2 separate regions of the Homo sapiens genome follow, and region 1 is linked to region 2. A link is an interaction called in ENCODE POLR2A ChIA-PET data of the cell type or tissue named here. Cell type or tissue: GM12878. All regions are shown on one strand. Links, peaks and the distances in the headings refer to the core of each region. The heading gives the core; the rest is flanking DNA. Region 1 holds the start of TRC-GCA14-1 (tRNA-Cys (anticodon GCA) 14-1). Region 2 overlaps PIP4K2B (phosphatidylinositol-5-phosphate 4-kinase type 2 beta).

Evidence for each region. ChIA-PET counts read pairs that join two places held together with the same protein. Peaks named below come from ENCODE experiments on the same cell type or tissue, not always from the same donor. Only the 100,000 strongest peaks of a DNase experiment are listed, where the experiment ranks them.
Region 1: POLR2A ChIA-PET joins it to region 2 with 12 read pairs; 10 of 35 experiments call an interaction of 5 or more read pairs at or near these places.

The regions. Positions count from the first base shown.
Region 1 is chr17:38,861,382-38,865,771 of GRCh38, forward strand. It overlaps TRC-GCA14-1 (tRNA-Cys (anticodon GCA) 14-1), which reads right to left and starts at 374; the gene lies at 303-374. RefSeq lists an enhancer at 2,519-2,598. In GM12878, for the core only: a CTCF peak has its summit at 3,689; a DNase peak (open chromatin) is centred at 2,272; H3K4me3 peaks cover 425 bases; H3K27ac peaks cover 810 bases.
Region 2 is chr17:38,772,479-38,776,868 of GRCh38, forward strand. All of the region lies in intron 7 of PIP4K2B (phosphatidylinositol-5-phosphate 4-kinase type 2 beta), which reads right to left. Among named protein-coding and RNA genes, the nearest start is that of PSMB3, 22 kb to the left of the region's middle. In GM12878, for the core only: no CTCF peak of the experiment used is centred there; no DNase peak of the experiment used is centred there.

The DNA of each region.
Region 1 (4,390 bases), core at 147-4,146, 89 kb after region 2:
CGACAGAGCGAGACTACCTTAAAAAAAAAAATCCTTTCTTGCACGCAGAAAGGGCCTAAAGGACACCCAGGATCCCCACATCACACTTACAACTACCAGGGATTCAGAGAACACTCCAAAGTTGCAGATAACACATCCTCCTATAACTTACCAGTTTGTATGTTGATATACTTTGTAGAAGGTGAAGTCTATGAAGGTGAAAAGGGGGTAATACGTAGTTTATTATTTTCCCAGTATCCACCACAGAATGCTCCGAGAGCTTTATCTTTCTTGCCCGTCACTGTGTTAAAACGGTGGCTGTGAGGGGGCACCCGGATTTGAACCGGGGACTTCTTGATCTGCAGTCAAATGCTCTACCCCTGAGCTATACCCCCTCTACCAAAAAAAGGAAGACTGCGTCTTAAATGTAGTGTTTTCTGATCAGACATTGCCTGCAGTGATTCAGAATAGTTTGGTGTCTATGATAAACTATTTAGAGTGATCTGGACCCAAGTAAAGTGGTGGGAGAGAAAAGAGAAGTCTAAGTCCTCTCTGATTCTGGCTTGAGGGTCTTGTACGGATGTGCAGTGGGATCCCTCTTTTCCATCACTATAGCGCCCCCTTTTTTTTCCACTACAGCCTTTTTTACCTCTGGCATCTGGGAATTCTCTTATTTTATTATTTATTTTTATTATTTTTTTGAGATGGAGTCTCGCTCTGTTGCCCAGGCTGCAGTGCAGTGGCGCCATCTTGGCTCACTGCAAGCTCCGCCTCCCGGGTTCACGCCATTCTCCTGCCTCAGCCTCCCGAGTAGCTGGGACTACAGGAACCCGCCACCACACCGGGCTAATTTTTATATTTTTAGTAGTGACGTGGGTTTCACCATGTTGGTCAGGCTGGTCTCGAACTCCTGACCTCAGGATCTGCCCACCTCCGCCTCCCAAAGTGTTGGGATTACAGCCGTGAGCCACCGCGTCCGGCTGCATTTGGGAATGCTTCAAGTCAATTTTTTAGCCTCTGTGCCTGCAACGTGAGCTGCAGTGAATCCTCAGCCCCGTGCTTTGCACACAAGAGGAAGTACTTCCCTTGTCCTTCCCAAGACCATCTCTGCTTCCGGGCCAGGTGTGTCTCCGTTGTCTCCATTTTCTCCAGCATCTTCAATCACTTCCTCTTCCCCTGGCTCCTTCAAACATCAACAGGTTTCCATTAGGAAAGTATTCTTCTTTTTTTTTTTTTTTTGAGACGGAGTTTCCCACTTGTTGCCCAGGCTGGAATGCAATGGCGTGATCTCGGCTCACCACAACCTCCGCCTCCCGGGTTCACGCGATTCTCCTGCCTCAGCCTCCCGAGTAGCTGGGATTACAGGCATGCGCCACCACCCCGGCTAATTTTGTATTTTTAGTAGAGACGAGGGTTCTCCCTGTTGGTCAGGCTGGTCTCGAACTCCCGACCTCAGGTGATCCGCGCGCGTCGGCCTCCCAAAGTGCTGGGATTACAGGCGTGAGCCACCTGGCCCGGCCAGAAAAGTCTTTTACCTGTGATTGCCTGTTCATTTTCTTCCTTCTCACTACCAATTTTTTACTTTTTTTTTGGTCTCGCTCTGTGGTCCAGGTTGGAGTGCACTGACACCATCTCGGCTCACTGCAACCTCCGCCTGTTGGGTTCAAGGGATTCTAGTGCCTCAGCCTCCTGAGTAGCTGGGATTACAGGTGCGCACCACCAGGCCCAGCTAATTTTTGTATTTTTTGTAGAGACGGGGTTTCACCATGTTGGCCAGGCTAGCCTTGAACTCCTAAATTCAAGTGATCCGCCCGCCTCTGCCTCCCAAAGTTCTGGGAGTAGAGGCGTGAGCCATCACACCCGGCCAAGATTGTGCATTTTTTGAGGGTAGGGATCATGTTGCATTATTTCTTGCATTTTCCAAAGTAGTCGGCGCAGTGCCTGGTTCATGGTAATCCCTGGTCGTAATCACCAAACTACAGCCTAGTTAAACTCACCGATGGGATTCCACCAAACCTGCACCCAAGCAGCTGAATGTTGCTGAAGAAAAAAGGTGCACAAGTTTGTGCCAATCAATGTAAAACATGCTTTCTGTCTAGCATTGCTTCACTATTGCCCAAATATGTTTACTTTTTCATGCTCCAAAATGACTATTTCACACAGTCTCTCCTTTCTTAAACCTTCCACACCTTCTTTCTCCTCTTGCTGTCAGATGAAGAGCTTGCCTCTTCCTTTTTTTTTTTTTTTTTTTTTTTTGAGAGGGTGTCTCCTCTGTCAGCCAGGCAGGAGTGCAGTGGTGCGGTCTCGGCTCACTGCAAGCTCTGCCCCCCAGGCTCATGCCATTCTCATGCCTCAGCTTCCTGAGTAGCTGGGACTACAGGCACCCGCCACCACGCCTGGCTAATTTTTTTGTATTTTTAGTAGAGACGGGGTTTCACCGTGTTCACCATGATGGTCTCGATCTCCTGACCTCGTGATCCGCCCACCTTGGCCTCCCAAAGTGCTGGGGTTACAGGCGTGAGCCCCCGCGCCAGGCTTCGAAACGCATACTCTTAAATATCAGTTAAGCACCTTAAATGAAACATGTTCATCCCAATACTGGAACATGATGTCTGTGAGGACATGGGGCTGTACTTTGTTACTTTCTTTTAAGAGTTTTAAAAATAAACTCATTTTTTTTCCCCTAAACTCGCCCCTTTCTCAGTGGGATTTTTCTCTTTTCTTTCTGTTTTTTTTCCCTCCAAGACTAAGTTTTGCTCCTCTTGCCCAGGCTGGAGTGCAGTGGTGTGATCTTGGCTCACTGCAACCTCTGCCTCCTGGGTTCAAGCAATTCTCCTGCCTCAGCCTCCGGAATAGCTGGGATTACAGGCACCCACAACCATGGCTGGCTAATTTTTTGTGTTTTTGGTAGAGACGTGGTTTCACCATGTTGGCCAGGCTGGTCTCGAACTCCTGACCCCAGGTGATCCACCCACCTTGGCCTCCCAAAGTGCTTGGATTACAGGCATGACCCATCGCGCCTGGCGTTTTTGTTTTTTTTTTTTTTTTTTTTTTTTTTAGATGGAGTCTCATTCTGTCACCCAGGGTGGAGTGCAGGGGTGCGATCTTGGCTCACTGCAACCTCCCACCCCTGGGTTCTATTGATTCTCCTGCTTCAGCCTCCCGAGTAGCTGGAATTACAGGTGTGTGCCACCACACCTGGGTAATTTTTGTGTTTTTTGTAGAGTGGGGTTTTGCCATGTTGAGAAGGCTGGTCTCGAACTCCTGACCTCAGGTGATCTGCCCACCTGGGCCTCCCAAAGTGCTGGAATTACAGGCGTGAGCCATTGTGCCTGGCCACCTGCATTCTTCTCTAGCTCGGCTGTTCTACTTGTTCCTACTTGTAATAGACTAAATAATGACGCTCCAAACATGTCTACATCCCAGTCTCCTTGTGAATCTATTTGTGACTATGTTACCTCTCATGATAAAAGCAACTTTACAGATATGATTAAATTAAATATCTTGAGATGTGAGGTTATCCTGGATTATCCAGGTGAGCTCAGTGTAATCCCACAGGTCCTTACAAGAGGGAGGCAGGAGGATCAGAGTCACAGAGAGAGGAGATGGTAACATGGAAGCATGGAAACCAAGGCTAGACGGAGACAGGATGATATGCTGCTGGCTTTGACAACTGGGGAAGAGGCAATGAGGCAGCAATGTAGCGGCCTCTATAGGCTGGGAAAGTCAAGGAAACGGATTCTCCCCTAAAGCCTACAGAAGGAATGCAGTCATACTAACATTTTAATTCTAGCCCTGTGGATTTTTTTTTTTTTTTTTTTTTAAGATGGAGTCTTACTCTGTCACCCAGGCTGGAGTGCAGTGGCACCATCTCGGCTCACTGCAACCTCCGCCTCCTAGGTTCAAGCGATTCTTCTGCCTCAATTTCCTGAGTAGCTGGGACTGCAGGCGTGAGCCACCATGCCTGGCTAATTTTTCTATTTTTGGTAGAGAAGGGATGTCACCATATTGGCCAGGCTGGTCTCGAACTCCTGACCTCGTGATCTGCCTGCCTTGGCCTCCCAAAGTGTTGGGATTACAGGCATGAGCCACCGAGCCCAGCCAGCCCAGTGAAATTGATTTTGGGATTCTGACCTCCAGAACTGTGAAGATAATAAATTTCTGTTGTTTTATGCAAATAGACTGTAATTTGTTATATCAGCAATATAAAACTAATAAAACACTGTAGTCTAAGACATCACCACCATCTCTGACCCGTATTATTACAATAGATTCCCAACTGGCTTCTCTCTCTCTCTTTTTTTCTTGAGACAGAGTCTTGCTCCGTCACCCTGGCTCACTGCAGCCTTGACCTCTTGGGCACAAGCAATCCTCCTGCCTCAGCCTCCCAAGTAGCTGGGACTACAGGTAC
Region 2 (4,390 bases), core at 187-4,186:
GTATCACAGTGCTTGTATTCAAGTAACCCATATTTGACTTCATTATGACTCCACAGAGCAAGAGTAGTGATGTTGGCAATTCAGATATGCCAAAGAGAAGCCATAAAGTGCTTTCTTTTTTTGAGACAGAGTCTTGCTCTGTCACCAGGCTAGAGTGCACTGGTGCAATCTCGGCTCACTGCAACCTCCACCTCCCAGGTTCAAGTGATTCTCCTGTCTCAGCCTCCCAAGTAGCTGGGACTTCAGGCATGCACCACCACACTCAGCTAATTTTTGTATTTTTAGTAGAGACAGTTTCATCATGTTGGCCAGGCTGGTCTCGAGCTCCTGACCTCAAGTGATCCACCTGCCTCAGCCTCCCAAAAGTGCTGGGATTACAGGTGTGAGCCACTGCACCTGGCCAGCTTTAAGTGAAAAGGTGAAAGCTCTTGACTTACAAAGAAAATAAATTGCATGCTGAGGTTGCTAAGATCTCCTGTAAGAACAAATCTTCTATCCGTGAAATTGTGAAGAAGGAAAAAAAATTCACGCATAGTATATACAGGGTTCAGTACTATCTGTGGCTTCAGGCGTCCACTGGGGATCTTGGAACATGTCCCCTGCTGATAAGGGGGGACTACTGTATAATAAAATAGAATAGAAAATATCAGAATACATGACAGAAAATAAGGGTAGACAGTGTTTCAGTTGTGTGTATCCATTGGGTTGCAAGGTAAAATATACTTCTAACTGGCCTCAGAGACAAAGTCTGAAAAAACTATGTCATCGACTTTTCAGCCCAGGTAAAAATAGAAAAAAAAGGAAAAGGGAACACAAAACCATACAAGAATGGCAGCCAGAACCAACCAATATTCTCAACCCATTCCCTGAAGGTCAAAAGAGGCTGTGTGGTGCTGGGGGAAAGTCCTCCCCTAGCATCATGTGACTCCCCTTGCCAAGCCTTAGTTTTCTCATCTGTATAATGGGTGCTGTGAGCAGGGTGGTGGTTCAAGTCTTTTATCTAGGATTTCAAGACAAAGTATGGAATGATACAGGATGGAAATGGCCAGCTAGCATTCCAGTTTAGCTAATAATGAGGCAAGAGTGCAGTCACCATCATACAGTGGTCACTAGGAGACTGTTAGACTGACCACCATGTTAGGTCCTAACAGAGAACTAGGAGGAGAATCATCATGGAAGCAGAGCAGCTCTATGCACGAGCCCAGAACACAACTAAGGACAAGGAGCCCTAAAGATGGGAGCCCAGCAGGATCTCCTTGGAAGAGGAAGGGAGGGAGGGATGCCACTCTGAGCACTTCCAGACAAAGCCTTCTCAAGGCCCAGGGAGAAGGGGCTAGGGTCCCAGGAAAAAGAAGGTCCATGCACCATGCCCTCCACCCACCTGAGAACATTTATAAAGCAACATGCATTGAAAACAAATGCACTGAGTAAACTGCATTAAATTCTTCTCAGAACCACAGTAGGGGGAGAGGGTAGAAAAGGGAGAAGGACAAAGACTCAGGACAAATAATGTCAGATGATGAAAGGCAGAATAAGGAAAGAACATAGTTGGGGGTGACTAAGGAAACGCTTCCTAGCAAAACGAAGTTTATGACACCCATGTTCACAGTAGCATTATTCCCAACAGCTACAAGGTGGAAGCAACCTAAGTGTGATGGCTAATTGTATATGCCAGCTGGACTGGGCCTGAGTGCCCAGACACTTGGTCAAGCATTATTCTGGGTGTGTCTGTGAGGGTTTCTGGGTGAAATGAGCATTGAACTGGTGGACTGAGTAAAGCAGATGGCCCTCCCCAGTGTGGATGGGCATCATCCAATCAGCAGAAGGCCTGAAGAGAAGAAAAAGGGTGACCCTCCGGTGAGGAAGAGGGAACTCCTTCTGCCTGGTGGCCTGATGGCCTGTAGAATAAAACCACACCACCAGCTCTCCTGGGCCTCCGGCTTGCTGACTGCAGATCTCGTTGGTATCCATAATCCCATGAAACAATTCCTTAAAATAAATCTCTTAGGGCCGGGCGTGGTGGCTCACACCTGTAATCCCAGCACTTTGGGAGGCCGAGGCAGGCAGATCATGAGGTCAGGAGATCAAGACCATCCTGGCTAACATGGTGAAACCCCATCTCTACTAAAAATACAAAAAAAACTAGCTGGGCATGGTGGTGGGCGCCTGTAGTCCCAGCTACTCGGGAGGCTGAGGCAGGAGAATGGCGTGAACCCGGGAGGCGGAGCTTGCAGTGAGCCAAGATCGCGCCACTGTACTCCAGCCTGGGTGACAGAGCAAGACTCTGTCTCAAAAAAAATAAATAAATAAAATAAAAAATAAATATCTTGGTATAAAGAGATTTACAAAACATCCTATAGGTTTTGTTTCTCTGGAGAACCCCAACTGATATAACAAGTGTCCATTAACTGATGAATAAACAAAATGTAATACATCCATACAATGGAATATTAATCAGTTTTTGTGTGTGTGTGTGTGTGTGTGTTTTTGAGATGAGGTCTCGTTCTGTCGCCCAGGCTGGAGTGCAGTGGCACGATCTCGGCTCCCTGCAAGCTCCGTCTCCCGGGTTCATGCCATTCTCCTGCCTCAGCCTCCCGAGTAGCTGGGACTACAGGCGCCCACCACCACACCTGGCTAATTTTGTTTTTGCATTTTTAGTAGAGACGGGGTTTCACCGTGTTAGCCAGGATGGTCTCGATCTCCTGACCTCGTGATCCGCCTGCCTTGGCCTCCCAAAGTGCTGGGATTACAAGCGTGAGCCACCGCGCCTAGCTTTTGTTTTGTTTTTTAAAGAGATGGGGTCTTACCCTCTAGTTCAGGCTGATGCACAGTGGCATGATCATAGCTCACCACAACCGTGAACTCCTAGGCACAAGGGATCCTCCCACCCAGCCTCCTGAATAGCTAGGACTACAGGCACATGTCACCACACCCAGCTAGTTTTTAATTTTTTGTAGAGACAGGATCTCAGTAAATTGCCCAGGTCTCCAACTTCTGGCCTCAAGCAGTCCTTCTGCCTCAGCCTCCTGAGCTGCTGGGATTACAGGTGTTAGCCACCATGCTCAGCCTTATTCAGCTTTAAAAAGAAAGAAATTCTGGCCAGGTGTGGTGGCTCACGCCTGTAATCCCAGCACTCTGGGAGGCCGAGGCAGGCAGATCACGAGGTCAGGAGATCGAAACCATCCTGGTCAACATGGTGAAACCCCGTCTCCACTAAAAAAATACAAAAATTAGCTGGGCGTGGCAGCACGCGCCTGTAGTCCCAGCTACTTGGGAGGCTGAAGCAGGAGAATCGCTTGAACCCGGGAGGCGGAGGTTGCAGTGAGCCGAGATCGCACCACTGCACTCCAGCCTGGCAACAGAGCGAGACTCTGTCTCAAAACAAATAAATAAATAATAAAAAGAAAAAAATTCTGACACATGATACAGTATGGATGAACCCTGAAGACATTATGCTAAGCAAAATAACAGAGTCACAAAAGGACAACTGCTGTTTGCTTCCTTTTTTTTTTTTTATTTTTTGAGATGGAGTTTCATTCATAACATGTTGCCCAAGCTGGAGGGTCACCGCAACCTCCGCCTCCTGGGTTCAAGCGATTCTCTTGCCTCAGCCTCCCAAGTAGCTGGGATTACAGGCGTGCACCACCATGCCCGGCTAATTTTGTATTTTCAGTAGAGACTGGGTTTCTCCATGTTGGTCAGGCTGGTCTCAAACTCCTGACCTCAGAAGATCCGCCCACCTCAGCCTCCCAAAGTGCTGGGATTACAGGCATGAGCCACCTCGCTTGGCTGTTTGCTTCCTCTTATGTGAAGTTCCTAGAGTAGTCAACTTCATAGGGGCAGAAAATTGAACACTGATTGCCAGGGGTTAGGGAGGGGGAATTGGGAATTAGTATTTAATGGGTATAGAGTTTCAGCTGGGAAAGATAAAAGTTCAGAGATGAATGGTAGTGCTGGTTGCATAACAATGTGAATATACTTAATGCCACTCAACTATATATCAAAATGGTTAAGGTGCGTGCCTATAGTCCCAGCTACTTGGGAGGCTGAGGTAGGAGAATCACTTGAACCCAGGAGGCGGAGGTTGCAGTGAGCCGAGATCGTGCCACTGCACTGCACTCCAGCCTGGGGACAGAACGAGAATCTCCTAAAAAAAAACAAAACAAACAAACAAACAAAAAAAACACCTATTATTATATGTATTTTACCACAATTAAAAAAAATTTTTTTTCCCAAGTTTGTTTGTAGGATTTGGTTTTAACGAGCAGCCTCTCAATTTATTAAAAGAGAAGGAGACGCTGAGTTATCAAGTGGTCCAGATAACATTTTCACTATTTAGCACCTGTCCTCCCCAGATTACAAACAGAAGTTTGCTAGGTAAGTGGAGAAT